Regions from separate parts of the Homo sapiens genome. Here all the other regions are linked to region 1. Evidence: read pairs that join two places in POLR2A ChIA-PET (ENCODE). Cell type or tissue: B cell. All regions are shown on one strand. Links, peaks and the distances in the headings refer to the core of each region. The heading gives the core; the rest is flanking DNA. Region 1 overlaps HSPA4 (heat shock protein family A (Hsp70) member 4). Region 2 overlaps FSTL4 (follistatin like 4). Region 3 has its middle 7.0 kb from the start of ZCCHC10.

Evidence for each region. ChIA-PET counts read pairs that join two places held together with the same protein. Peaks named below come from ENCODE experiments on the same cell type or tissue, not always from the same donor. Only the 100,000 strongest peaks of a DNase experiment are listed, where the experiment ranks them.
Region 2: POLR2A ChIA-PET joins it to region 1 with 10 read pairs; 3 of 35 experiments call an interaction of 5 or more read pairs at or near these places.
Region 3: POLR2A ChIA-PET joins it to region 1 with 15 read pairs; 7 of 35 experiments call an interaction of 5 or more read pairs at or near these places.

Annotation. Positions count from the first base shown.
Region 1 is chr5:133,103,813-133,113,424 of GRCh38, reverse strand. It overlaps HSPA4 (heat shock protein family A (Hsp70) member 4), which reads right to left. Exons shown (of 19, transcript NM_002154.4): 18 at 9,399-9,560; 19 at 6,976-9,192. The coding sequence ends at 8,989. It overlaps LOC105379178 (a long non-coding RNA gene), which reads left to right. Exons shown (of 3, transcript XR_948792.2): 3 at 1,910-2,357. Among named protein-coding and RNA genes, the nearest start is that of HSPA4, 57 kb to the right of the region's middle. RefSeq lists an enhancer at 4,859-4,908. In B cell, for the core only: no CTCF peak of the experiment used is centred there; DNase peaks (open chromatin) are centred at 4,824, 6,340 and 7,464; H3K4me3 peaks cover 775 bases; H3K27ac peaks cover 5,000 bases.
Region 2 is chr5:133,392,267-133,402,181 of GRCh38, reverse strand. FSTL4 (follistatin like 4) reads left to right here. Exons shown (of 16, transcript NM_015082.2): 4 at 1,196-1,444. It overlaps CTB-3M24.3 (a long non-coding RNA gene), which reads right to left. Exons shown (of 3, transcript XR_948794.4): 3 at 6,106-6,917. Among named protein-coding and RNA genes, the nearest start is that of CTB-3M24.3, 9.3 kb to the right of the region's middle. RefSeq lists enhancers at 1-522, 1,212-1,746. In B cell, for the core only: no CTCF peak of the experiment used is centred there; a DNase peak (open chromatin) is centred at 5,251; H3K27ac peaks cover 1,394 bases.
Region 3 is chr5:133,028,610-133,038,524 of GRCh38, reverse strand. No RefSeq gene overlaps it. Among named protein-coding and RNA genes, the nearest start is that of ZCCHC10, 7.0 kb to the right of the region's middle. In B cell, for the core only: no CTCF peak of the experiment used is centred there; DNase peaks (open chromatin) are centred at 3,104 and 5,144; H3K4me3 peaks cover 2,464 bases; H3K27ac peaks cover 3,854 bases.

The sequences.
Region 1 (9,612 bases), core at 4,613-9,612:
AAACTTGGAGGGCGGGCCCAGTCATCTGTGTAACCAGGCCCCCAGGGGATTCAGATGCACACTCGAGCCACTGCTTTACCTCAAAGGAGAGCCTGGGAGCTGGTCCACAAGGAGATTCCTCCCACCCTTTCTCCTCCACCTCTCCTGTGTTGTCTCTTCTGCCCATTTTCCAGATTGGGCATTATAGAAATCTGCAAAATAAGATGACCAAGACCGAACTTGTAGACAGTGATGAATGCCAAGGGGCAATCCTCTTTGAAGGAAGGGGGGAACCCTCATACACCAAGAAATCTTGTCTTTTTTTTTTTTTTTGAGACAGAGTCTCGCTTTGTCGCCCAGGTTGGAGTACAGTGGTGCAATCATGGCTCACTGCAACCTCTGCCTCCCAGGTTCAAGCAATTCTCATGCCTCAGCCTCCCAAGTAGCTGGGATTACAGGCACCCGCCACCACACCAGGGTAATTTTTGTATTTTTAGTAGAGACGGAGTTTCACCATGTTGGCCAGGCTGGTCTCAAACCCCTGACCTCAGGCAATCCACCTGCCTCAGCCTCCCAAAGTGCTGGGATTATAGCATGAGCCACCACACCCGGCCTTCTTGTCTCTTTTATGCCATGCATATTTGGCCTCTCCACCACAAGTTAGGCAAGGAAATAAAACTGGGCCTCAGGAGCCTCACACGGAGCCCAGGCATTCTGAAGCTCTTCCTCACTTTTCTACAGCAGATGTCCAGGATTCAGAGGCAAATCGCTGCTTTCTAGGAGTCTCTACCCACAGCTACAGAACTCCACCTTGAACAGGGGTCAGTGTGTTGTTCCTGCTCCTTGCTGAAGCTACTAATAGGATCACACGAGGCTGAGTCCATTGGACTGGCTCAAGTCAAAAGGAAAGAGGGACCTCCGTTCCTCCATCCAGGTGGGATGGATTCACGTGTCACCCCAGGGGCAGGAAGCAGCACTCCCTCCCCATCCGGGGACTATGACCATGTCACACGGGAGGGCGGTACATCTTTGGTTCTTAGGTTGACTTTCTACCTTGTTCCTCTGGAGCCTGGGCTCCTGGTGGGGTAAGGACAAGAAAGGCCAGGAGGCTATGGTAACTCGGACTACTTATGTCTGGGTCAGCTACTCTGCACTTTAAAGGGCAAGTTGCACACCTGTTGTGAGCAATACCTTTGTTCTTCCTGTCTTCAGTGCCTTCCGCATGCATCATCTCACATGCCGGACAGGCCTGGTGTTACCCCCGTTTTACAGGCGAAGGAACTGAGGCTCCTATAGGTTGTCTTTCTCAGTCAAAGCACAGTCCATGATAGGCATCTCCTGGGAACTTGATAGAAATGGACTCTTCGCCGGGCATGGTGGCTCACACCTGTAATCCCAGCCCTTTGGGAGGCCAAGGCAGGTGTATCACGAGGTCAGGAATTCAAGACCAGCCTGGCCAAGATGGTGAAACCCCATCCCTACTAAAACTACAAAAATTAGCCGGGCGTGGTGGCAGGCACCTGTAATCCCAGCTACTTGGTAGCCTGAGGCAGGAGAATCGCTTGAACCCGGGCAGCAGAGGTTGCAGTGAGCTGAGCTCGCGCCACTGCACTCCAGCCTGGGTGACAGAGTGAGACTCCATCAAAAAAAAAAAAGAAAGAAAGAAAAGAAAAAAAATGGACTCTTCAGCCCCACTCTGACCTGCTGAATCAGAATCTGCATTTTAGCAAGATCCCCAGGTATACTGAGAAGCACTGGGCTGGGATCTACCTGAGGTCTGGGAGCAGTCCAAGATTCTTCTTTTTAACAGTGATGTCATACTTTGGGTGGTAAGGACCTAAGAGATTAGTAGCAAAAGGCCTACTTTCTTGCTTGAGCCCCTGCTTGCTAGCTTGAGGACTCTGTTAAACCATACTTATTTTGCTTTTAGCTACCCAGAAGGAGAGGAGGTGGCCGTCTGTGTTCTCCAAACTTCTGGGACTCCTCAAGGAGTGAAGTCTGATCTACGCACGGAACCAACCACCACGGCAAAGGAAGAGCGATGGCGCCCCCATGTGGCAACACAAGCACTGCGATTTCACACAAGACCAAATCAGAATTGGCCGGAGGGGAACGTCAGATTCTTAGGGAGTGTTACTCCAACTAATGCTACACTCAGGGCGACTTCTTGGAAGGCAAAAGCCCCATAGTCTAGCCATACAACTTTCCAGAAAAGTAGCACTCTTCAAAACAGCTGGCATTAAAATTCTTGGCTCTGCCATCCACCCGTTCTGTGAGACTCTTTCCTCATCCCCAAAAATGGAAGGTCTGATGACTTCAAAAAGAGTTTTACCGTTTTTCCCCTCATTGAAAATAATAGAAAACAGTAAAATACTGCATTTCTGCCTTCAAGTATTCACTGAGCGCCTTCTCCATTCCCTGCTTCTTGCCGGGCTGCACGGAGGCAGCTGTAACCCAGGCAGAGTCCCTCCTTCAGTTGTGGGATGTAGAAGACAAGGACAGGACCAGTCACAGAGGAAAGACCTTCACTCATGCTGCGGCCTCCTTTACCACTGCATGGGCCCTTTCAACTTTCCTAACCCAGACAGCTCACCGGCTCCTCATGGCAGCCTTACACGGGTCCTACAAAGCTCCCCACTGGCACTCCTGAAAGGTACCCTATAACTGGAACCATCCTTTTGTGGAATATATACTGACCCAGCTCATCCTTAGAAATCCTTTGCTGGGATTTACATCCTGGAAGCTGGGCCACTGACTGGTCTTCCAAGACCATCTGTTTCCAGCTTTCTCTTCTGCAAGCATTAGCTGAGTCTAATTTAAATAATAGATATTTTAAAATACATTTTAAAGTTCATGTAGAAAAAAAAATGGGAGACCTCCAGTATGTGGTGAGTAAAGGTCTGCTTACTTGTGATAAAGTACTTGCAGTGCTTTCTCTCCCTCAACTGATCCAGGACTCCAAATCTAATAGTCCATCTCGCCCTTGAAGGATGTAAACCCAGACACACTAGTGAACAGGCCCGATAAAAACACAGCTTTCTGTAGTCTTTTCTGTGTTGTGTTTGAAGCTGGCGAATGCCACTTACGAAGGGAGAGTAAAGAGTCTCTACTCACCCTGTCCTAATGACGTGTGCTGAAACTGGAGGAATAAGGTCAGGATTAGCCTGGCACTTGCCCATGGATATTGAGCAAATCTGGAAAGCATTCTGTATTTTTTTAAATACTCTGAGGTCTTTCCTTCCCTGATCCTCCAGAAATTTACACCCTCCTTTATCTTTCCAGATGTGTTGCTTGTACCTCAACTTGGCCATTTTCCCTATTTGCCTCCTAGACTGATGCTTAAGAAGTCACCTCTTTAGTTTCTACACTTCTTGCAATATCTGCTCAAAATAGCAGTTCACAAAAACAGTGGCATTCCAGGTTAGAGGGTCATGGCCCAGGGCTGCCCCAGCCAAAGCCAAGTACATCCAAGGAATGTACTGGCAACTCCAAGATTCCCAATGGTCTCAAGTAAGTGGTGGGAACCATCCCCATTTACACACAGGACACTGCCCAACCTCCTTTCTCGCAGACTGATGCCTCATTTCAGAGGCCAAGCTTCTTTTTTTTTTTTTTTTTTTGCTTTTTTTTTTTTATTTTTTTTTTTTATTTTTTTTTTTTTAATTTATTTTTTTATTGATAATTCTTGGGTGTTTCTCACAGAGGGGGATTTGGCAGGGTCATGGGACAATAGTGGAGGGAAGGTCAGCAGATAAACAAGTGAACAAAGGTCTCTGGTTTTCCTAGGCAGAGGACCCTGCGGCCTTCCGCAGTGTTTGTGTCCCTGATTACTTGAGATTAGGGATTGGTGATGACTCTTAACGAGCATGCTGCCTTCAAGCATCTGTTTAACAAAGCACATCTTGCACCGCCCTTAATCCATTTAACCCTGAGTGGACACAGCACATGTTTCAGAGAGCACAGGGTTGGGGGTAAGGTCACAGATCAACAGGATCCCAAGGCAGAGGAATTTTTCTTAGTGCAGAACAAAATGAAAAGTCTCCCATGTCTGCTTCTTTCTACACAGACACGGCAACCATCCGATTTCTCAATCTTTTCCCCACCTTTCCCGCCTTTCTATTCCACAAAGCCGCCATTGTCATCCTGGCCCGTTCTCAATGAGCTGTTGGGCACACCTCCCAGACGGGGTGGTGGCCGGGCAGAGGGGCTCCTCACTTCCCAGTAGGGGCGGCCGGGCAGAGGCGCCCCTCACCTCCCGGACAGGGCGGCTGGCTGGGCGGGGGGGCTGACCCCCCCACCTCCCTCCCGGACGGGGCGGCTGGCCGGGCAGAGGGGCTCCTCACTTCCCAGTAGGGGCGGCCGGGCAGAGGCGCCCCTCACCTCCCGGACAGGGCGGCTGGCTGGGCGGGGGGGCTGACCCCCCCACCTCCCTCCCGGACGGGGCGGCTGGCCGGGCAGAGGGGCTCCTCACTTCCCAGTAGGGGCGGCCGGGCAGAGGCGCCCCTCACCTCCCGGACAGGGCAGCTGGCTGGGCGGGGGGGCTGACCCCCCCCACCTCCCTCCCGGACGGGGCGGCTGGCCGGGCGGGGGGCCGACCCCCCCACCTCCCTCCCGGACGGGGCGGCTGAGGCCAAGCTTCTTGACCAAGTACTCAGCACCTGCAGCCTCACCTCAAGCCCCTTCACCCCACCCAGCTCCCACCCTACTGAAGCATCTAACCCTGCTGGCCACTGCCACATCTCACATCTCTAGCTCCCTTCCTCCCAACATGCTTTATGCATCATAACTCCTCTCTGGCAGTTCCTTCTTTCAAAGCTTTTACTTCCTCTTCCTAACACATCTCAACACAAGCCTTCATCCCGTCAATGAGGAACACGACTCCAGCCCCAAAAGCTTCCATCCACACCCACCTGGAGCTTCGATGTCTCAACCCCACCCAGGAAAACTTCTCAATCTAAACTCCCACCACATCTCCAATGACTCAAGACTAGAAGCTCCACATGTACAATCATATCCCGTATTCTAGGTTTGAAACCTTGGAGCCATTCTTCTTAAAACACACTTCTAGTTTTCTTAACATTATAAAATTCCTAAATGCTTTTATTAGTGACAGGAGGCGGTGGGGGGTAGGGGCTTGTCTCCCCATGTTGCCCAGGCTGGTCTTGAACTCCTGGACCCAAGAGATCCTCCCACTTTGGCTGGGATTACAGGCATGAGCCACCATGCCTGGCCCTAAATGCTTATTGTAGCAAACTCTGAAAACAGAAACAAGCAAAAATAAACAATCACCCACAATCCCACCCTAAAAACCACTTCATCTGGGAAAATCCTTCTGGCTTTTTTATTGCAAACCCATTTAATGTTCTTTCAAAACATGAGAGGCTATGTAGTTTTATAACCTACATTGTGTGTGTAAAAATGTAGGCCAGGCATGGTGGCTCACACCTGTAATCCTGGCACTTTGGGAGGCCAAGGTGGGCAGATCACAAGGTCAGGAGTTCGAGACCAGCCTGGCCAATACAGTGAAACCCTGTCTCTACTAAAAATACAAAAATTAGCAGTGCGTGGTGGCGCACGCCTCCAGTCCGTTACTCGGGAGGCTGAGGCAGAAGAATCACTTGAACCCGGGAGGCAGAGGTTGCAGTAAACCAAGATCCCGCCACTGCACTGCAGCCTGGGTGACAAAGCGAGACTCCATCTCAAAAAAAAAAAAAAAAAATACACACCTTTCTGTTAAAGCCACTTAAAATTATTGAAATAGATCAAGTGTACATGAGTACACTATCAAGTCAGATCAAAAAACAAGCATCACCAAGCCTCACATCATGTTGTCACTACTCCACAAAGAGTAACTACTATCCCAACTTCTAAAGCATGGTTTTCAGCTGGAACCATGCTTACATCTTCCCTCTTCCTGCAGGTACCAAAACCAGCAATTTTCCCCTTCATTTGGCTGTCCCCTCAAAGGTGGACTAAGTCCCACTACCTCCAACAACCCCCAGGCCCCCTGTGCCCCTGCAAAGCAGCTCCCACTGCCCCACAACAGAACCCTGATCTCTCAGGCCCCCACCTTTTAAGGAGACAGGGTATCACTTTATCACCCAGGCTGGAGTTGCAATAGCACAATCTCAGTTCACTGCAGCTTTGACCACCTGGGCTCAAGTGATCCTCCTGCCTCAGCCCCCCAAGTATCTGGAATCACAGGTGCACACCACCACACCCAGCTATCTCAGCTCTTTCTACCACATCTAACAATTCCCCTACAGAAACCACTTACATGCTCAGGAGGAAACCAAACCTACTAGACACACGTTTCTCAGACACGTGGCTACAATAGGCCCTGGGTAGGCCCTGGCAGGTAAGCTGCTCCTACAGCCAGAGGACTAGGACTGTGCAAGGGGCATGACCCAGGGAACAAGACCCCTGACCCCTCCTCGTCTAGACCCATGCCTTATCCAGTTAAGGTCTTTTTCACTGGCTTAGTGCCCTTTAAACACCCATCACCACCACATACATACACCAACACACATTCCACGCAGCCACACCACACATCCAGTGGCGCCAACTATTCTAGCACACTCTGGACCGCGCTGTTCTTTGGCCAGGTGTAAGTCCTAGCACTTACCTTTATGCCATAACCCCCGCCTTCTGCTAACAAAACCCTCAAAGTAAGGCCCAGTCACAGGAGCAAGACAAGGATTCCTAACACCAAAGGAACTGGGCCAAGACTCAACTGGAGAGTTTGAGTACAGAAAAATTAGGCAACATTTTCTCACAAAGTAGGCAGTGTGCTTCAGCTGTCACTCTTCAGACTGGAAGTCTTCAACGGATGTTAAGTGAAATTTAGCTCAGAGGGTTCCTACTCCTAGAGAACATTTTTATTGAAAACACACCCCCCGCCCCCACCCCACACACACATACACACAGACACACACACATACACACACACCCCCACACACACACCCAGCAGCCTTCATTATGGAATTAAGGAAACCATTCAAGTTTAAGACAGGTTTATTTTATTAGTTTTTCCTAAACTTGTCTCATGTTTACTGAATGATTTTCTTAGTGTAAGAACGTGACCTGGAGCTTTAACAAATCAGTTTGGATAACGCAACCTGGATAAATGCTTGTCTGTACACAAGCCATCAATTACCACTCTCTGTCCTGGCCTCCATGAAAATCCAATTGGTCTTAAAGCCTGTCTAAGCAGAGAGCAAGCAGACCACATCATCGTGTTTCAACTTGAAATTCACCCCCATCCCAGCACCCACACCCTTCCCCACACACACACACACACACACCAAAAAAAAAAAAAAAAAAAAAAAAAAAAAAAAAAAAAATTTTTTTTTTTTTAAGAAGAAATGGCCATTACGGTCTGGGCCAGTTGTAAAGGGTTGGCTTAATCCTGCAGCCAGCACTTTTAAAATAGCTACTGGCTTCACAGCAGGCCAGCTGGAACTCTTGAAGCATGACAGGTAGAGAACAGAGGATGTGCTAAGAACCTGGCCTTGTTGTGGTGCCTCGAGGCCTCCATGCATGCTTACACACCAACATAAGTATACTTTCCCCTTCCTCCTCCTAAGCAATTGTTCTCCATTGCACTTTAGAGCCTGTAACACTCAAACTTTTCAATGTTATCTAGAGATGGACAAACGCTTAATTCTAACTATGCAAGATAGCATCTTATTTCTAACAACATAGGCCAAAAGTAACAGAGAGGCACTCTGTTATACAGAATATCAATTTTTACAAAGATTCAAAACATTACCAACAAGCCCTGTAACAGTTTCTTAAAGCAGGTACCAACTCTGGCCTCAAACACAGGCTTCCCTTGGAGTTTCCAAAATGCCTCACTCCTGTCAACACTGCCCCAAAAAGCAGTCAGAGGAATGCTTTGGTATACCTGACATTGGCCACACAGTTAAGAATGAGGTGTTGTTATAACATCAGGCACCACACTTCTTTAACACTAATTTCAGACTCATCCAGTACAATCCAGTGTATCTTAGTTTTTTTTGCATCATCTGTCAGCTGCTTAACACGTACAAATTGGCAGGTTCATGACAGATATTAACACTTAACACACAAGTGATTGTGAATGAGCTAAAAAGAACTTTTAACTCTTGTTCTAGGAGTTCAAGCTATACCTCAAAATTATACAGAACATCTCCCACCTGAATAAACAGGCCAGGATACAAATCTTTACACCAAAATTAACAAGGATTTAATTCCTCAGTTAAATTTACCATGGCTATATCCAACAGTATATCTACCCAATTCTAATCTTCTGAAAATTATTTAGACCTTGATGCTTGGGGTATTCATGAACATACTTTCAGGAAGAGCCTCCAGGTTTAAAGCCCTCAGTTAACAACTTACTCTAGGCAAGGGGGTCTATTTTCCCAAGAGAAGTACATGGCATTTATAATGGGAGCCCTTTTATTGGGAGAGAGGGAAGAGAACACAGGTGAGGGTGAAGGTGAAATATGAAGAAGCTCAGAGCACACCTTTGTTCCTCTGCCGTGTTAATCCATGCCGTGCCATGCTCCAGCCCTCACAAAGAGGGGGACCCCATCCCCACACCAGGCAGGGAGCATTTAAAGCAATCTCCACAACAGATTTTTAAAGCATAATTAGAGCTCCTGCCATGTAAGTCATAATGAAAAGTCTGCTGGATAGCTAGAGCTGTAGCTATAGCTCAACTTTCCAAAACAAACTTATTCTTGTAGACACATGGTTAAACATAAAGGAGTGAAGCATAAGCTCAGTAAGACTAACTGGGCTTCTAAATAGTACCATTATGAAAAAGATACAATGCACTTAATTTCTGTATCTAACTATTTAGAAGTGAAAATGCTCCATACATTACCTATTTCCCCTCCCCGAAAATCCCCTAAAAACTGACTAAGAAATCTTCAGTATTCACTTGCGCTAGTTGATATTTAGAACAAAGTTGACAACTTAAAGCTTTATAATAGTCTGTTTTAATAGAAACAAGTGTTGGAATCAATCAATGTCCATTTCAGGAAGCTTCTTGTCTGAATCCGAAGGCACAGCTGTGTCTGTACCCTGCTCAGCAGCCTGGGGGCCTGGGTTGTCTCCTTGTCCATCCACTGGTCCATTCTGCTCTGCATTTTTTTGTTCCTCTTTTGGAGGTTCCACTTTGGGTTTGGGCTTTGAAATTATAGGGCTACAAGTACTTGTCAGCTCCTGGAATGGGTAAGACAGAAAACTGGTTTCTTATAAAATTAACAAATTTTACAAGCCATGCTAAACCCAAATCCGCCCTCTCCCACCACCCAATCCTCAACCTAGAAGCTAAAACACTATAATAAAGTTCCCTCCTAAGTGTCACTTGAGGACTATTAATAATAAGGCTGTCAAGAAAAGACTATTAAAAAAAAGTCTTAAATTACCTTAATTTTAGCTTCAATCTCTTTTGACTTGACAACTGGATCCATGGTCAAACTCTGCTTGTTCTGCAGATTTAGCTTGTTATTCATCCACTCCATTGCTTCATTTGTGCTTTTTTCTACCTTTGTCATGTCAGCAGCATCCAAATGATCATACTGGTCCTCCTGCAACCAGGAGACAGTCAAACAAGTGCTAAAAGTGTGATACCCTCCCTCC
Region 2 (9,915 bases), core at 2,415-7,414, 290 kb before region 1:
GCCCGTTTCCAGGGGCTCAGCCTTCTTGCCCATAACTGCAACATTGTGCTAGAAAGGACTGGGCTGTGGGGAAAGGCTGCTGGTGTCTCCCCTGATGACGTGTGTCATGGAGAACCACATTCTCCCCCAAGGAAATGGCCAGCCTCTGGTCTCCCTACCTCGGCTACCCCCACCCCCATCCTGAACACTTGGAGCATGACTTTCTTCTTATGCCACGTTTCCTCCCTGCAGTGACTCCCCAGTGCCTACAGTAGTGTACCTAAATTTCTCTGCTTGGCTCTCCAAGTCTCCCAGAAATCACACCTTGACCCCCAACCCCACCACTGTACAAAACTCCTACTCACATCTAGTCTTCTACCTGAGACCTGCAAATGCCACCCACAGGGCGGCTGGGGGAGTCTTGGCTCAAGCCTGCTGTGTTTCTGGGAAAACCTTTCTCTCCTTTGCAGGGCCCACTGGCACATCACCCGCTCCATGATCTCCGCCACTCCCAGTTACTTCTTCCAAACTTAGCTCCCTGGCTCCCATGCTCTTTGCCTGATCTGCATACATGTCACCACCTTACAGAATGACAAAGTCAGAAAGAGGGAAAGGTATGACTTGTTCATCTTTGAGACCCCTAAGGTGCCTAAGACACAGCCTGGTCCAAAGTCATGACATAGTAAAGGAAAAGAAGGAAGGAAGGAAAACGTATTGCAGGCAGGGGGTGGAGGGGACCACTTTTTTAAAAAGTCATTGATTTTAATAGGCCTCTAGTCCAGGAGGCTGACTGTGAGCCTGGGAGCAGTAGTGGCAGGCTTTGTCCTTCTGTGCAAGGTGCTTCTTTGTGAGCACGGAATAGCTGGGTGTTTTCATTTTTCAACTGGAAGCAGGAAAAGTAAGCCTAAGAAAGAACCAAGAGTTGATCAAAAGCCCCCAGCTGGGTCCTAGGTTGGAAAGGTGTTGTGTTTCAGATGTTCAGAGTGAGTCAGCCATGAAACCTGAGCTCTGCAAGGCAGGACACCCTTCTTGGCACCAATGACCACCTCATGGAGGGACAGGGACTCCCTAGGAGACCCCAAGCCCCCAGGCCCCACCTTGAGTAGCTTGGCTGCACAGGCAAATGGAGTCTGTGCTTGTGAGCTACAAAGGAAGCCCTCGACCCCAGACCCTCTGAGTGTTTACAGCTGACCCTCTGTGTTTGTGTGTCTGGCAGGGCTTTCCAGCCACAACGAGCTGCTGGCCTCCTGCGGGAAGAAGTTCTGCAGCCGAGGGAGCCGGTGCGTGCTCAGCAGGAAGACAGGGGAGCCCGAATGCCAGTGCCTGGAGGCATGCAGGCCCAGCTACGTGCCTGTGTGCGGCTCTGATGGGAGGTTTTATGAAAACCACTGTAAGCTCCACCGTGCTGCTTGCCTCCTGGGAAAGAGGATCACCGTCATCCACAGCAAGGACTGTTTCCTCAAAGGTAGGAACAGGGCCCTTGCCCTGTGGTTTTGGGTTTTGTGATGGGTCTTCCAATGCCTTTTTGACAAGTGACCTGGGTGCTGAGTCTACAAGTTACATATGTTTAGGAAATAAAGACAAAGACTGGTGTGTAACAAAATAGCAGCAGTGGCATTTTGGTGATGCATACTCTGTGTCCCACCTCCAGAGACCCCTGCCCTTAGAGGAAGCTCCTTGGGGAGTAGAATCCAGGCAGGTCAAATTAAAACCTGGCTGGTACAGGTTCACTAGGGACCAGGCAACAGGGCACTACCCAGGTCTCCACATAGGACGGGCCTTTGCAAGGTTGTGACAAGGACCATGTTTACCCTTCTGCACAGAGTCCCATGAATCAGGAGGCTGTGCTGTGCATAGAATGTGGTCAGGCAGACACCAGCGCAATGTCTTCCAGCGTGACAAGGACACAAACTCTGGCCTGGGGCAGTTGTTGATGGGAAGGCATCCCATGTCTTGCCTGTCCAGAACACCTCTGAGCAAGACAAGGAAGCCCCTGCATGGACATCAGAACATGTCTGTGGAGCTGGGGCCAAGGATTCATGCTTTAGGCTGAGATTGAGTCAGAAAAGAAGGGAAGTACCAGCTCCCACTAGACGGTAAGAACCATTAGGGCAGCGGCTATGGCTGTCTTATGCGCTTATGTATTAGCACCTAGCACTGTGCCCTGCACCAAGAAAATGCTCAATGGCTCCCAGATGCTTGAAGATACAAGGGTCAGAATGCACATCCTGGGTTGATTGATGTGGCCCTGGTAAATAGTACATGCCATGGCCTGTGGAAGTATTTATTGTATACAAATATTTGTGTACAAAATGGGTATACATGAATTAGGAAGTGTGTAGAAGACAGAAGCAGCTTGCAGGCAGATGGGAACAGGCCCACATAGCCTGAGCTACGAGAGCCCACTTGGAGTTATGTGAGGTCAGGAATGTGCTTTAGGTTGCACAGGGAGGAGAGGAGGAGGCTTGGACTAGACACCTGCCAAGTGCCTGCAACACTAGAAGACAAAGGCGTGAGAGCAGTCCAGGCTGTAAAGGCCTGGGCACCAAGTGGGAAGGGGCAGAGCTCCTGCCTCACCCTCACAGAACCCCACTGAGGATGGTATGATGCTGACACACCTGAGCGGAGGCGGATTCATGGCTGAGGTGGTGGAGCAAAGGTGTGTTGGCCTCTGTTACATCTATCTGTGTCACCTGCACCCACCTAATGGGCCACTCCACTCAGCAGTCGTGGCAGCATAGAGTGCTAGGCAGGGCAGGGCTTGGGAAATGTGCCTTTACCGGGTGATGACAATAGTCTTGGACACTTTCACAGCTGTGCTTATGATGCTAATGCCAAGGTGCTTCAGAGATCATGAGACACATTATGGAAATGAGGCCAAAATGAGCCTAGGAAAAACGTCCCCATTCTGGAAGCACTGCCCAGCCACGTGCCGCCAGTTCCTCTGCAACCGTGCACACTAAAACACTTGACCAGTTGCTCCAGCTTTATTGGCCGTGTTGAATTTTATAGACTGATGTTCCATTCTCTGGTTTCCAATATCCTTCAAATTGCATCTTCCTAAAGGTTTCTATTTCTGCATCAGAGTGTGCACACCCTCCCTCACCATTGGTTATTCAAACAACATTTCTCATTTAATGGGAGGGAAAAACCAGCCACCACAAAACCCACCGAGGTGAGGAGTGATGGGGACAAGCTGGCGTGGAGCGGGGGGCAGGCAGCCTTGAGCAGATCAGGGCTCAGTTCTGCTTCATGCTGATTGAATTTATCCACCGAATCCTTCTGACTCATTGAGGTTTTCACACATTGTGAGTTGCCGCCCACTTGGTATAGCAGTGCTCCTCTCTTAAGGACCCCTTTTTGGTGGAGAGTGGTGCCTGTGAGCTCCCAGAAAGACCAAGGGTGGCATCTCAGTTCTGGTACTTCCCAGCTGTGTGGTGTTGGTTGCATCACTCTGCTTCTCTGGGCCTTTTCCTCGACTGTAAAATGGGACTAATGGCAGTACCCACCTGCTGCAGCCATGGAGAGAAGTGAAGGAGGGGCTGCACAAGCACCACTTAGCACGCTGCCTGGTGCATGGCATGGATTTGGTGTTCATGAGACCTGCCATCATTATTTATTCTAATCCAGCGTGGCCACAGGCCGAGAGTAGAGAGATGCACAAACTGTGAAGAACGCAGAGGCAGGAGCAAGGGTTCTGTCTGGGAGGTTTGGGGAGAGATTTCTGGGCCCAGATTATTTAATGGTAGCTGGAGAGTGGGTAAGGAAGACATGAGTGTCAGGCAGACACTCATTGCTGGGGCCTCTCCCAGCAATGTCCACCTAGAGCCAGGGCTTCTCTTTCTGCAGATGGCCTCTTGGGTCTGGACTCCAGTGGAAAGCCTTCAGTGCCTCACCCTCAGGGTCAGCTGTAGTCCTGGTGGGAGGGCAGAAGAGCTGGGCTGCCTCTCCTCGATCATTCCCATAGGGAGTGCCCAGCAAACAGGAAAGACCTGGGCACTGATTCACAGGAGCCTGACGGATGGAAGGCAGGCCAGCCCTGAGGTGAATGCCTTGGGGTGAGCACGTCACCTTCACCAGAACCATGGCTCCAGGGGGGAGTAGAACGAAATAGATGACAGAGGCTCTGTCGGGAACCTCTGTGGGGACAGAGGGTCCTGGAACAAAGGAGGATATAAAGAACAAGTTCCTACAGTCCCCACCCCACAATGGCAGCAGAATATTTAATAACAGCTTGAGGTCCACGAATGACAGTTTGTCATTTGTCCCAATTTTCCAGGGAGTTATTAATACAGGAAACAAAAAAATACCTTGTTTTTCATGCAAGCAAAAATTCTAAAATCATCCATCTTTCATTCTCTATTTCTATCAGACTTTACAAGAAGAAGTTGTGACTTCATTCTCTGGGACTTTATCTGTCCCCAGAAATCAATATTAGGACAAGTCCTTGTGCAGCTGGAGTGTGTGGAGCAAGAGGAGAGAAGTGATGGGTTGTGCTGGGCTAAGCTGCTACAGTTCAGAGCTCCCGTCTGTGGCCAGAGGCCCTGATTTCCTGTCAGGGAGGGGGTTCTCCTGAGGACTGGTGGGGGGACACATAGCCTTCACCACCCTGCAAGGGAGAAGAGGCAGCATTCTAAACCCATTTACAAGAAAACTTCTGGTATCACATTCCAGTTGCTATGGCAATGGGATTCCTTGTGAATATAAAATGAAATATATCATTTAGGGATCATTAGCATGTACGGGAAATCAACCAGACTCAAAAGGATTGCTGCAGCTAGAGTTTACAGCTTTGATCCCAGATCTCCTGAGTCACAAGCAGGGTCTCACTGAAAGTCTGGGACAAAAGGAGGTGTGGGAAAGATGTATCTCTTCTTGTAGCAAAATTAGAGTCACATTTTTCCTCAGCACCAAATCCTACCAAGAGAATGCCAAGATATTGGGTGGATTTCACTGTTTAACTTCTTATAGAGTTTGTGTTTTCAAAGTTATCTTGTGACATCGCATTCCTATTTGTGTATTAGTTGGCACTTTTAAACTCATTTTTCTTGGTTTTGAATTCACGCTTTATCTCCTACGCTGTTCACGAAGATGAGCTTCCCTTTCAGCAATCACTCACCAAGCCAGCGTTGTATTATACCAGATGATACAATGTCATAGTTGGGCAGTTTTCCAAACAAACCATGAAATTATGGAAGAAAGGGGACTGTTAGAGGTTCTGTTTTAAGGGGCCCCTTCAGCTTCCTCAGCCTGCGGGCGGTTGCAGGTGGATTTGGGTGCTTCAGAGGGGAGTTCCCAACCTAATGAAAGACAGGAAATCATTTCCATTTTTGGAAACAAATTAAACATACTACAGGCTCACTAAGAAATCTTTTTTTCTTACTTGTTACTAAGCAGACATAAAAACTCAGTATTTTGTTGCAAGTTAGCAGAGCAAATAGAGCTTCCTGCCAAAGAGCCATTTTTTTCTTCTTCTTCTTGTTATTTTGTTGCTGTTGTTGTTACTCTGAGTCTTGTTACTTTAGGAATTTAAATTGGGCCCCACACCTCCAGGGGCATTTCTATACTTCCACAAGTATTCTCTGTCCTGCCAGGGAAAGCTTCTTACATCCCCAGCTTTGTCAGCCCAGTCCAGCTCTCAGCGGGAGACTCACTTCCTGGGATGTGTGAGATCCAGCTGCAGGGCTGTGATGCTGTCAGGCATTGATAGGGGATTTAGTGTAACTCTGCTGGAGCAGTCCCTATAGCAAGAGGTGCTGGGGCCTGTGGAAGCATCAGGGAGGCCCAGGCTGATGGGACAATGTGGCACGTGCTCAAGGGCACTGCTTTGGCACGTGAGCTTTCTGTGCCTCATTTACTTCATCTGTAAAATGGGGATAATACCAGCACTTACCTCATAGAGTGTTGTGAGTATGACAGGAGCAGCACCTGGCATGCAGTGAGCATTCTTCTCTACGCAGTGTCAACAGCACTAGGGATGATGCTGGTGCCGTTGTAACATCACGGCTTATTCAAGGAGCAGATGCAACAAGCTGTAAGACCCTTGCCCATTTATGTGACAACTCTGTAATGAGCTAAGAGGTCAGGGGTGGTGGGTCCTCCTGTGAATGAGGGGAGAGAAGAACATTGGCCCTCCATATTTATTTAATGAATGACTAGAATTTGACCTCCAGTTGATCAAAGTTAATGATCACCTTCTCTGTCTTGCTAAGAGATGTAAGGAGCCACCCAAGTTCATCTAGCAGGTTAGTAGAAAAGCAAGGGGAGAATCAGGTATCTCTGATCCCCAGTCTGGACAAAGCTCCTAGAATGTACCTCCGGGCTCTCAGGAAATGCCAGTGGAGCCTGGGGTAAGAATTCATCTGCCTGAAGATGAGAACGTTTAGAGAAGGTGCTGGAGGAGAGGGGACCTTCAAGGTGGATTTTGAAGAGCAAGGGAAGGTTTGCTAGGTTGAGAGTGTGGGGAAGGCTTTCTAGGAGTACAGGCATGAAGTACCTCCAGTCTCCGGGAAGAGCAAGTGATTATGGGATCCTGGGTGTAGGGGAGAGCATAGTTGGGGATAAAGGCAGACAAGTGGATCACAGCAAGCTGGGGAAAGGCCTTGTGTGCCAAGCAGGGAAGTCTGAACTCAAGCTGACCAGTGTTGTGTCCAGAATTGGTGGGTTCTTGGTCTCTCTGACTTCGAGAATGAAGCCGCGGACCCGCGCGGTGAGTGTTACAAGTTCTTAAAGATGGTGTGTCCGGAGTTTGTTCCTTCTGATGTTTGGACGTGTTCAGAGTTTCTTCCTTCTGGTGGGTTCGTGGTCTCGCTGGCTTCAGGAGTGAAGCTGCGGACCTTCGCGGTGAGTGTTACAGCTCTTAAGGCGGCGCGTCTGGAGTTGTTCATTCCTCCCGCTGGGTTCGTTGTCTCGCAGGCCTCAGAAGTGAAGCTGCAGACCTAAGGCAGTGCGGACCCAAAGAGTGAGCAGCAGCAATATTTATTGCAAAGAGCGAAAGAACAAAGCTTCCACGGGGTGGAAGGGGACCCAGGTTGCCACTGCTGGCTGGGGCAGCCTGCTTTTATTCCTTTATCTGGCCCCACCCACGTCCTGCTGATTGGTCCATTTTACAGAGAGCTGATTGGTCTGTTTTACAGAGCGCTGATTGGTCCATTTTGACAGGGTGCTGATTGGTGTGTTTACAATCCCTGAGCTAGACAGAAAAGTTCTCCAAGTCCCCACTAGATTAGCTAGACACAGAGCACTGATTGGTGCATTTACAAACTTTGAGCTAGACACAGGGTGCTGATTGGTGTATTTACAAACCTTGAGCTAGATACAGAGTGCTGATTGGTGTATCTACAATCCCTTAGCTAGACATAAAAGTTCTCCAAGTCCCTACTAGACTCAGGAGCCCAGCTGGCTTCACCTAGTGGATCCCTCACCGGGCTGCAGGTGGAGCTGCCTGCCAGTCCCGCGCAGTGCACCCGCACTCCTCAGCCCTTGGGCGGTCAATGGGACCTGGTGCCACGGAGCAGGTGGCGGCGCTCGTTGGGGAGGCTCGGGCCACGCAGGAGCCCACAGTGGTGGGGAGGCTCAGGCATGGCGGGCTGCAGGTCCTAAGCCCTGCCCTGCGGGGAGGCAGCTGAGGCCCGGCGAGAATTCGAGAACAGCCCGGTGGGCCGGCACTGCTGGGGGACCTGGCGCACCCTCCGCAGCTGCTGGCCCGGGTGCTAAGCCCCTCGCTGTCCGGGGCCAGTGGTGCCAGCTGGCCGCTGTGAGTGCAGGGCCCACCAAGCCCATGCCCACCTGGAACTCAGGCTGGCCCACGAGCGTCACACGCAGCCCCAGTTCCCGCCGGTGCCTCTCCCTCCACACCTCCCCGCAAGCAGAGGGAGCTGGCTCCAGCCTCGGCCAGCCCAGAGAGGGGTTCCCACAGTGCAGCGGCGGGCTGAAGGGCTCCTCAAGCATGGCCAGAGTGGGCGCCAAGGCTGAGGAGGCGCCAAGAGTGAGCAAGGGCTACCAGCATGCTGTCACCTCTCAGTGTCAGATAAGCTACTGCAACATTCTCATTTCCCAAAGAGGGACCGTGAAGCCCAGAGAGGGCTAGTACCTGTCCCAAGTCACACAGGCAGAGCCAAGCCAGGGCCCAGCCTTTGCTGCTGTGGCAGGCCCTTCAAAGGCACCCATAGCTTTGTGGCTGTTTTTAGTTAGGGCTCAGCAAGGCATGTCCCTAACAGATGCAATTGCTTTATGCTTCTTCCCCAGGAGACCTCCTGGTGCAGAAGGAAGGCTCAGGAGCCATGGGCAGTGGAAAGGGCCTCGTGTGCCACTGCTGGGCGGGGCTTCCCTGCTCCGCAGGTCATTAAGAAGCCAGCTGCACCTTCTCCAGGGAAAGCTGGCTCAATCATCCCAAACTCACAGAGCTTCTGGACATCAGGAAACTAGACCCTTGTCTCCTTTCTAAGGAAAGAGTAGGAAACTGAGGGATACCCAGAAGGTTACCAGGGGAACCTGGGGTCAAAAGCAGGCAGAGCCTCTGGGGACAAGCCTACCTTCAGCCTGGTCTGGCCTTGGAAGCTGGCCTCCACTTTCTCTCCAGACTCCCTTTCCTGTCCCTCCAGTTGCCCTTCCACTTTTGGGCCTACCCACATTTCTGTCCAGTAGCCGCTGTTGTTCTTTCAGTCTTTGCAAAGGGATCTCTCTGTCCCCAGCCCTCTTCCTGGCCTTCACTTTAAGCTCCACAGAAGAGGGTTTGGCTGTTTTCTGCCAAGCCACTCACCTTCACAGACATCTGTTGAATGCCCACTTGGTGCTAAGGCTGTGCCAGGACCTGAGGATACCAGTATGATCAGAACACCGGGCCTGACCTCAAGGAATTTATAGCCAAAAGAAACGCCACACATCTCCACCCTCTGGGTTATCCTTTGGGAGCTGCTTTAGCCAGAGATGCCTCCAAGACCTCAAGGACAAACGGGAATCTTTACGGACTGTCTCTCATGTTGGATACCCTCTCCTCACTCCTCCGCGGATTCTGTCAGCATCTGTGAAAACAACTAGGACTTCACTGAACTGACAGTTCACTCATAGCCCCGTAGTCCAGCATCCCTGGGAGCTCAGTTGTCCCATTTACAGTATCTGCTTCCAGGATCAAGAAAAGTGACCTAAAACAAATATGTGTGTTCTTTGGATATTTCCTCCAGGTTTTATGCAAGGAACTGTCTTGGTGTGAGCACCCCGCAAATGTGCAAGAATATTATCAGTTCGGCATGTGTGGTGTGCTCCACAGAACTGCTGTACTTTGAATGAATTAATTACATTCCAGTAATTAAAAATTGCTAAGAAGTTACTGAGCTGAGTAAGTCTCGTGGTGCATTGATTTCACTTATGGAAACAAGCTACAGCCTCCGAGTCCCCCACATTGTTTCCTGCTGTTTTCTGGCATCCTGTCCTTCTTTCTCCAACCCCTCCTTTGCTGTGCACTCCTCAGTCCCGTTGGTTGCTGGCGGCCTAGTCTCTCTCATCCTAAAGCCCAGAGGAGCAAGCTGTTGTCCCAGCATCCTCCTAGGTAGCCTTTCATCTCTTCCCTGTCAGGCCGCAGAGCATTTTCTGCACTGGCTGTCTCCACTTCTGCAACTTCCCTGAATTCTGCCCTCTAGGGTCTGCACCTAGCTCCTGTCCTGTTACCCCTGCCACTGACTTTGCTAAGATCACCTTACCCTTCTAAATGCCAAGAAGGCACTTTCCAGGCCTGGTCTTGCTGCATGCATCCTTCCTGCAGTGAGCTCTGTCATCCTCTCTGCAACCCTGTTCCACTGTCTTCTAGGGACCAGCCCCCATCCCTCTGACTCTCCGTAGATCCCTCCTTCTCTTGCAGCTGCTTCCAGGTATTTCCCCTGGGGCTCTCTTCTCACAGTTCCAGCCATGCCTCAAAGACCCAGACTGTCCCACGAGCAA
Region 3 (9,915 bases), core at 3,080-8,079, 73 kb after region 1:
TCCCTCAACAGATGAGTAAACAAAATGTGCTATATACATAGACTCTTTTTTTTTTTTTTTTTTTTTTGAGACAGAGTCTCGCTCTTATTGCCCAGGCTGGAGTGCAATGGCACGATCTCTGCTCACTACAACCTCTGCCTCTGCCTCCTGGGTTCAAGCAATTCTCCTACCTCAGCCTCCCAAATAGCTGGAATTACAGGCACCCACCACCACGCCCGGCTAATTTTGTATTTTTAATAGAGACGGGGTTTCACCATGTTGGTTGGCCAGGCTGGTCTCGAACTCCTGACCTCAGGTGATCCACTCACCTCGGCCTCCCAAAGTGCTGAGATTACAGGTGGGAGCCACCATGCCCAGCCATACATGGAACATTATTGAGCTATAAAAAGGAATGAAATCCAGATAAATGCTAGAACATGAATAAACCTTGAAAACATTATTTTGTTTTTTTGTTTGTTTGTTTTTTTGAGATAGGGTCTCACTGTGTCACCCAGGCTGGAGTGCAGTGGCACAATCTCAGCTTGCTGAGACCTCCACCTCCCAGGCTCAAGTGATCCTCCCATCTCAGCCTCCTGAGTAGCTGGGACTACAGGCTTATGCCACCACACTTCGCTAATTTTTATATTTTTTGTAGAGACAGGGTTTTGCCATGTTGCCTAGGCTGGTCTCAAACTCCTGGGCTCAAGCAGTCCACCTGCCTTGGCCTGCCAAAGTGCTGGGATTACGGGTGTGAACCACCACCTGGCTGAACTTTGAAATTATTATGCTAAGTGAAATAAGCCAGACCCAAAAGGACAAATAGGATATGATTACACTTATATAAGGTACCTAGAATAAGCAAACTCACAGAGACAGAATGTAAAATAGAGGTTACCAGGGGCTAAGCAGAATGGATGGGGTTTTTGTTTGTTTTGAGACAGAGTCTTGCTCTGTCACCCAGGCTGGAGTGCAGTGGCACCATCTTGGCTCACTGCAACCTCCGCCTCCCAGGTTCAAGCAATTATCCTGCCTCAGCCTCCTGAGTAGCTGGGATTACAGGCGCCCACTACCATGCCCAGCTAATTTTTGTATTTTAAGTAGAGATGGGGTTTCACTATGTTGGTCAGGCTGGTCTCCAACTCCTGACCTTGTGATCTGCCAGCCTCGGCCTCCCAAAGTGCTAGGATTACAGGCATGAGCCACTGTGCCCAGCCAGATTGGGGAATCATTTTTAAGTGAATACAGAGTTTCTATTTGGGATAATGAAAAAGTTCTGGAAACAGGTAGTAGTGATGGTTGCCGGACACGGTGGCTCACACCTGTAATCCCAGCACTTTGGAAGGTCTGGGTGGGCAGATCACTTGAGCCCCGGAGTTTGAGACCAGCCTGGGCAATATAGTGAGACCCTGTCTCTACAAAAAACATTTATTTTTATTTATTTATTATTATTATTTTTGGAGACAGAGTCTCGCTCTGTCACCCAGGCTGGAGTGCAGTGGTGCCATTTCAGCTCACTGCAATCTCCACCTCCTGGGTTCAAGAGATCCTCCCACCTCAGGCTCCTAAGTAGCTGGGACTACAGGCATGTGCAAACATGCTCGGCTAATTTTTTTTTTTTTTTTTTTTTTTTTTTTGAGGTGGAGTCTCACTCTGTTGCCCAGACTGGAGTGCAGTGGCGCAATCTCAGCTTACTGCAACCTCCGCCTGCTGGGTTCAGGCAATTCTCCTGACTCAGCCTCCCAAGTAGCTGAGACTACAAGCATGTGCCATGATGCCTGGCTAATTTTTTGTATTTTTAGTAGAAACAGGGTTTCACCATGCTGGCCAGGCTGATCTCGAACTTCTGACCTCATGATCTGCCCGCCTTGGCCTCCCGAAGTGCTGGGATTACAGGTATGAGCTACCACGCCTGGCCCTGTATTTTTAATAGAGACAGGGTTTTACCATTTTAACCAGGCTGGTCTTGAACTCCGGACTTCAAGTGATCCACCTGCCTCAGCCTTCTTTCTCTGTAGACCAGATTTCTCTCTCTCCAGACACTGGCTGCCCCTCAGCTCTGAATATACATGCTTCAGGACCAGCCCTACACAGGGATGAAAAGTAAAGACCGTTAGTTCTAACATAAAATTCTCAGGTAAGAGGACTTGATTGACCCAGCTCAGATCAGTCAAACTAGTTCAGTCAAGTGTGGCTAGGGGTACAGGGTCACCAACATCCAGTTTTTAGAGAACTATCATCAGGAACTAGAAAGATACACTAAAATGGCCAGGCGTGGTGGCTCATGCCTGTAATCCCAGCACTTTGGGAGGCTGAGGCGGGTGGATCACTTGAGGTCAGGAGTTCAAGACCAGCCTGGCAACATGGTGAAACCCCATCTCTATTAATAATACAAAAATTAGCCAGGCATGGTGACACGTGCCTGTAATCCTAGCTACTTGGGAGGCTAAGGCAGAAGAATTTCTTGAACCTGGGAGGTGGAGGTTGCGGTGAGAGGAGATCGCACCACTGCACTCCAGCCTGGGCAACAGAGCAAGACTCCATCTAAAAAAAAGAAAATACCCTGGCTGGGTGCCATGGCTCACGCCTGCAATCCCAGCACTTTGGGAGGCCGAGGCAGGCAGGTCACAAGGTCAGGAGATCGAGACCATCCTGGCTAACATGGTAAAACCCCATCTCTACTAAAAATAGAAAAATTAGCCAGGCGTGGTGGTGGTCGCCTGTAGTCCCAGCTACTTGGGAGGCTGAGGCAGGAGAATGGCATGAACCTGGGAGGTGGAGCTTGCAGTGAGCTGAGATCACGCCACTGCATTCCAGCCTGGTCGACAGAGCCAGACTCCATCTCAAAAAAAAAAAAAAAAAAAAAATACCCTAAAAGATATCTCACAGTGTTGATGTAATTAGAGGAAAAGTTGGTACCAGAGTACCAGTGAGCAGAGGAATCCAAATAGGCCTGGGTGGGCTTTGAGTTAAATTATATAGGGGAGGGGACACTTATTTACATAACTTTCCAGGGAGTTTCACAAGGCAATATGTAGGGACTGTGGGATTTTGGAAGGGGTCCTGATCAGAGAGGAAGTGAGGAAAGTCATTGAGAGCCAGAGAGACAGTGGTCACATCATCTGGCATGTGACAACCCTTTACTGCAGCCCACAAGCCTTCAATAAAATCATGAGATGCTTGGTGCAGTGGGATTTCTAGTGAGCACCCACAAATGAGATGCAGCCTCTTATTCAGATGTGACCTGGAGCAGGAACAGAGACAGTGAAGCCTACGTGAAATTAAACCACTAAAAGTATAGAGTCGTCTTTCAACTACCTTAGACCCTAGATGTTGTAGCCAAGATTACCTAGTTCTCCAAGTTCAACAAAGCCCCTAGGTAACACCTGGGTTACAATTTTAAGGGTCAAAAAAAGAAAACCACGTAGATTTCACCAATAGCAGCCTGATTGAATAACCTGTGATTACATTAAGCCCAATTAACTACTGGTTGGAAATCCAATTATTCACAAGAAGAGATTTCTGAGCTCTTTTTCCCTGTTTGCATTTTCGCTGGTTGGAATGGAAAGGTGAGGATTTAAAAACTCTTCTGTGTTTCTTAAGCTCTAAGACTTCCTGTCTATATTTGCTTATTTTGGCCCAAGGAATCCAATTTCCCTGGAGCATTATTGCAATAGGCTGTTTTCCCACCTTACTGATTCAGATATCTTGAGGCTTTAAAGCTCTTAGGTGTTGGGAACAGGGATCTCTGGAACAGGGATTTCTGTGACCTCTAGCTCACATTAAGCCAAATTACACCTTGAGGTAGGATGGGAAATTAGGAAGTACCGCCAAAAGAATTGTCAAAAACAGAGTAACTTGAAATATTACCAACGCTTCTTAACATTTGCCGTCTCATTTTTTTTTTTTTTTTTTGAGACGGAGTTTTGCTGTTGTTACCCAGGCTGGATTGCAATGGCATGATCTCGGCTCACCACAACCTCCGCCTCCCAGGTTCAAGCGATTCTCCTGCCTCAGCCTCCTGGATATCTGGGATTACAGGCATGTGCCACCACCCCCGGCTAATTTTGTATTTTTAGTGGAGACAGGATTTCTCCGTGTTGGTCAGGCTGGTCTCTAACTCCCGACCTCAGGTGATCCGCCCGCCTCCTCAGGTAATCTGCCTGCCTCGGCCTCCCAAAGTGCTGGGATTACAAGCGTGAACCACCACGCCTGGCCTTGCCATCTCAATTTTATAGAATTGAGATTTGAAAGAGGGAGGGGCGATTTGAATGAGGAAGGAAACGTGGGATGTCACGTGAGACTTCTTGGACTGTCTAAAGGTCAAGAAAAAGATTCATGGTAACTTAGGAGCATCATTACAGTGCCACTATCTAATTTTATCTATTTTTGTATCTAATTTTGAACAAAGGTTTGTGTCTTTTTCTGCTATAAGAAAAAGTTTTCGGCCAGGCATGGTGGCTCACACCTGTAATCTCAGAACTTTGGGAGGCCAAGGCAGGCGGATCACCTGAGGTCAGGAGTTCGAGACCAGCCTGACCAACATGGAGAAACCCCGTCTCTACTAAAAATACAAAAAATTAGCCGGGCGTGGTGATGCATGCCTGTAATCCCAGCTACTTGGGAGGCTGAGGCAGGAGAATCACTTGAACCCGGGAGGTGGAGGTTGCGGTGAGCTGAGATCATGCCATTGCACTCCAGCCTGGGCAACAGGAGCAAAACTCTGTCTCAAAAAAAAAAAAAAAAAGAAAGAAAAAGAAAAAGTTTTCAAATTAAGTTCCACTGGAATTAAATTCTGACAGTTTGCCCACTGTGGTGGTGATTTTTCTTGATCTTCCCGGGCCCCCTTCTCTCTACTATGCTAACAATAGGAGTGGGCATAACACAAGCTGAATTATTCACAGCACCTCCTCTCACTGGACCACAATGATTTGAAGGAGAGATAAGCAGATAAACATGTGACCAAGCACATGGCGCTCTCTTCAGAGTGTCTCAGCTGGTGGAATAGTCTTTCTCCTGTTTTCATAACATTGAACTCTGTGTAAGTCCTACACTTCTGGAAAACTGAGATGGTTAAGAACCACCTGCCCCCCCAACCCCCCTCACCCCCACGCTGACACACACACTCTTTGTCCCAGCTTACTACAAAGAATCACTCTTCTGGATAGGACTTAGATAAGACCACTGATGATACCACTGTTTACTTATGGCAAGACCAGACACAGACTCTCCAAATTTGCATTATTTGTCTCATAAGGGGAACTGTTTGTCCCTCTGAGACTAGCTAGCCATAGAGATATTTCCTGTTCAGCTGATTGAGATTCAGCTTGATCACAAAAACAATTCCAACTATAAAACACCCCACCTGTGAATTACCGACTCCTCCCTATAAGTGTCGGACAAACATACCCTGTCAAGAGTCTGACCTTCAGATCTAAGGTGCTTGCCCTATCACAACAGCCTGAATAAAATCAATTTCCTTATTTGCTTGGGTTTTGTCTTTGACAGGCTGTGGAATCATAAGAATGTGTTCCCAAGGTTTCAGTGGCCATACTTTCAGCCAGAGAGGCCTGAAGGAAATAGATCACTACTTGGAGGAAAGCAGAGGCTAGTTTGTCTTGACAAAAGGCATCACATCCTTGGTTCTGGGCTGAGGTGCTTAGTTTCCCTGCTCTGGCGTCTTGCAGTATCTTCCCATCCTTTAAATACACTTTTTTTTCATGGATTTTGGTTCACCTGCAATTTGAGGAGCCCTAACGAATCAGTCTACCACATATAAAATTCATGATGCAGTGCAGTAGGTATGTTCACATAAAAATGCCAGGGATTAAAATATACTTTGAGGGTTTATCAATGATGAAAAGCCCTTTAGCTGGATCTGGTGGTGAGCACCTGTAGTCCTAGCTACTCGGGAGGCTGAGGCAGGACGATCACTTGAGTCCAGGAGTTCAAGACCAGCCTATGTGGTCGTGAACCTGCAAGACCCTGTCTCTATCCCCCTCCCTAAAAAATTTTTAATTAGCCAAGCATGGTGGCACATGCCTGTAATCCCAGCTATTCAGGAGGCTGAGGCTGGAGGATGGCTTGAGCCCAGGAGGTCGAGGCTACAGTGAGCTATGAATGCACCACTGCTCTTTAGTATTCCCAGCTACTCAGGAGGCTGAGGTAGGAGAATTGCTTGATCGCTTGAACCCGGGAGGCTGAGGTTGCAGTGAGCCAAGATCGCGCCACTGCTCTCCAGCCTAGGCGACCGAGCAAGACTCCATCTCAAAAAAAATTAAATTAAATTAAAATTTAAAAAAATAGCCCTTCAGAACATCGATTTTTTTTTTTTTTTTTTTTTTTTTTTTTGAGACAGAGTCTTGCTCTGTCTCCCAGGCTGGAGTGCAGTGGCACCATCTCGGCTCACTGCAAGCTCCGTCTCCCAGGTTAAAGCCATTCTCCTGCCTCAGCCTCCCGAGTAGCTGGGATTACAGGCAGCTGCCAACACGCCCGGCTAATTGTTTGTGTTTTTAGTAGAGATGGGGTTTCACTGTGTTAGCCAGGATGGTCTTGATCTCCTGACCTCAAGTGATCCGCCCACCTCGGCCTCCCAAAGTGCTGAGATTACAGGCGTGAGCCACCGCGCCCAGCCAGAACATCGATTTTTAAGTGACTGCTAATAAAATTTCATTGGAGAAAATGGAAAAGAAACTGTTTGTTTGTTTGTTTGTTTGTTTGTTTGAGATGGAGTTTTGCTCTTGTTGCCCAGGCTGGAGTGCAGTGGCACAATCTCTGCTCACCGCAACCTCTGCCTCCTGAGTTCAAGCGATTCTCCTGCCTCAGCCTCCCAAGTAGCTGGGAATACAGGCATGTGCCACCATGCCCAGCTAATTTTGTATTTTTAGTAGAGATGGGGTTTCTCCATATTGGTCAGGCTGGTCTCAAACTCCCGACCTCAGGTGATCCGCTCGCCTCGTCTCCCAAAGTGCTGGGATTACAGGCATGAGCCACTGCGCCTGGCCAGAAACAGTAGTTTTTAAATGCAGAGACAGAACATGAATATTTTGTCACAGAAATAATCCTGGTCCAACATATAATAAATGGACAAGTGTACTGTATTACCTAAAGTGGACACATTTACAAATGCTGGCAATACTTGGAAATTTGCAGCAAGCTTTAATATGCATGTGATCCCAGCACTTTGGGAGGCTGAGACTGGTGGGTTACTTGAGCCCAAGAGTTCAAGAGCAGCCTGGGCGTGCACACACACACACATGCACACACAGATTTGCCAGGTATGGTGGCACATGCCTACAGTTCCAGCTACTTGGGAGGCTGAGGTGGGAGGATTGCTTGAACCTGGGAAGCAGAGGTTGCGGTAAGCTGTGATCGCACCACTGCATTCTAGCCTGGGTGACAGAGTGAGACTGTCTCAAAAATAAAATTAAATAAATAAAAACAAATTAAAAATTATATATATGTAATATAGCTCTATCATATATATATATATATATATATATATATATATATATATATATATATATATATATATATGATAGAGACAGAGTTTTGCCATTTTGCCCAGGCTGGTCTCAAATTCCTGGGCTCAAGCAATCCACTCACCTCAGCCTCCCAAAGTGCTGGGATTACCGGGATGAACCACCATGCCTGGCCCTAAAGTGTTCTTAAGCTATATTTGCTTTTTGTGGAGACAGGCTATCTTGCCATTCTTATTCATAAAACAAATTATAATTACTGTTTTATTTTGCATTACACACCATGTAAACTTAATCTTGATTTAGTATTTTTCTTTTTGAGATAGAGTCTTACTCTGTCTACCAGGCTGGAGTGCAGTGGTGTGACCTCAGCTCAAGCCGAGGCAATATTAGGTACACAGATACTGCAGGGGGTTGAACCTGATGATCTGCTGGCAATTGTTTAAAGAGGAAGCACACAAGTTCCCAGTCCTGAGATCTGAACTTTTCTGATTCAAGATCTTTGCAAGGCCTGGGTGTTCAATTACTTCTATACTATGAGCTAGCCAATAAACTTCCAATAAATTCATTGTTTATGTGGCCAGAGTTTTGTTTTGTTTTTCTTGCAATTGAATCTGAATTGACATAAGGAAATTGGTTCTGTGTTATCTCAAACAAAACTGGCTGGAAGGGAGAAATAGATGTGTAATGGAAAAAGCTCAAGGCTGTGGGCCTTGGACAAATCTCTTAACATGCCTGAGTCTCAGTCCCTTTATTTGTAAAATGAGGATAAACCCTACCTGTGGTGATAAAGTCAAGGATCCTTTGGGGTCAAGAAAGAGAAACCTAACTTGAACTATCTTAATAAAAAAAGAAATGCAGGCTGGGTGCAGTGGCTCACGCCTGTAAACCCAACACTTTGGGAGGCCAAGACGGGCAGATCATTTCAGGCCAGGAGTTTGAGACCAGCCTGACCATCATGGTGAAATACTATCTCTACTAAAAATACAAAAAATTTAGCCAGGCATGGTGATGCATGCCTGTAATCCCAGCTACTTGGGAGGCTGGGGCATGAAAATTGTTTGAACCCGGGAGGCAGAGGTTGCAGTGAGCCAAGATCATGCTGGGGCACTCCAGCCTGGGTGACAGAGTGAGACTTCGTAGGAAAAAAAAAAAAAGGAATATACTGAGGAAGCTGAGATAACCCCAAATAATCGAAGGAAAAGCGAATCAAGTCTAGGTAGGTCTTTTTCTGTCTCTCATCTCTGTTTCTCTTGGCATGTCAATTTCCTTCTCTTCTACTGCAGACTAGTTTAAATCACCAGAGGAGCCAGCAAATCCTGGACTCACAATCACACAGCCTTATGATCTATGTCACAGCAAAGTGTTGCATCAAAGCCTGAGGACTTTAAGGAACCCAAGCAGCTTCATCTGAAGATAAGGAAACATGACACAACTATTGAGCATTTTGTTTTTAGGTCTTCTTGGAAAGTGGAAATAAATTAAGGAAAGCAGCTCTCACCTCATTCTGGGGAGTTTCGGGCACTACTCATGCCCTCATGCCCAGAGGTGGATGAAAGAGCCAATCCTGTTTTCATTTGGAGAATCAGAGCTTCTTACTCACAGAGGCCCAGAATGGCCACTCTCAAATCCCCTTGCATAGCCACTCTTCTTTACAAAATGAATGGTCACCCTGCTCTGAACCACTCCCTTATTTAGCCAAGTTAGTTAAATTCTTTTTCTTTTTCTTTCTTTTTTTTTTGAGATGGAATCTTGCTCCGTCGCCCAGGCTAGAGTGTGGAATGCAGTGACACAATCTTGGCTCACTGCACCCTCTGCCTCCTGGGTTCAAGCGATTCTCCTGCCTCAGCCTCCTGAGTAGCAGAGATTACAGGCATGTGCCACCATGCCTGGGTAATTCTTTTTTTTTTGAGACAAGTCTCGCTATGTCACCCAGGCTAGAGTGCAGCGGTGCAATCTCGGCTCACTGCAACTTCTGCCTCCTGGGTTCAAGCAATTCTCCTGCCTCAGCCTCCCCAGTATCTGGGATTACAGGCACGCACCACCACTCACGGCTAATTTTTGTATTTTTAGTAGAGACGGGGTTTCACCATATTGGCCAGGCTGGTCTTGAACTCCTGACATCAAGTGATCCACAAGCCAAGATCATGTCACTGCATTCCACAGGTGTGAGACACCATGCCCAGCCAAGTTAGTTAAATTCTTTTATGCTACTGGAAGAAGAGTTCTTGTTGTTCTATGCCAAGGCATATGAAGGGTAAACCTACACTTGATTTTTGTACCAGATTCCAATTTTACCATTTACAGCACCGAGGTTTCCTGAATAGTTACAATAACCAATGGTAAAACATAAAGGGTAAAAACATTTTTTAAAAAAACAATAGCGCCATCCCGGTGCGTTGGCTCATGCCTGTAATCCCAGCACTTTGGGAGGCCAAGGCAGGCGGATCACCTGAGGTCA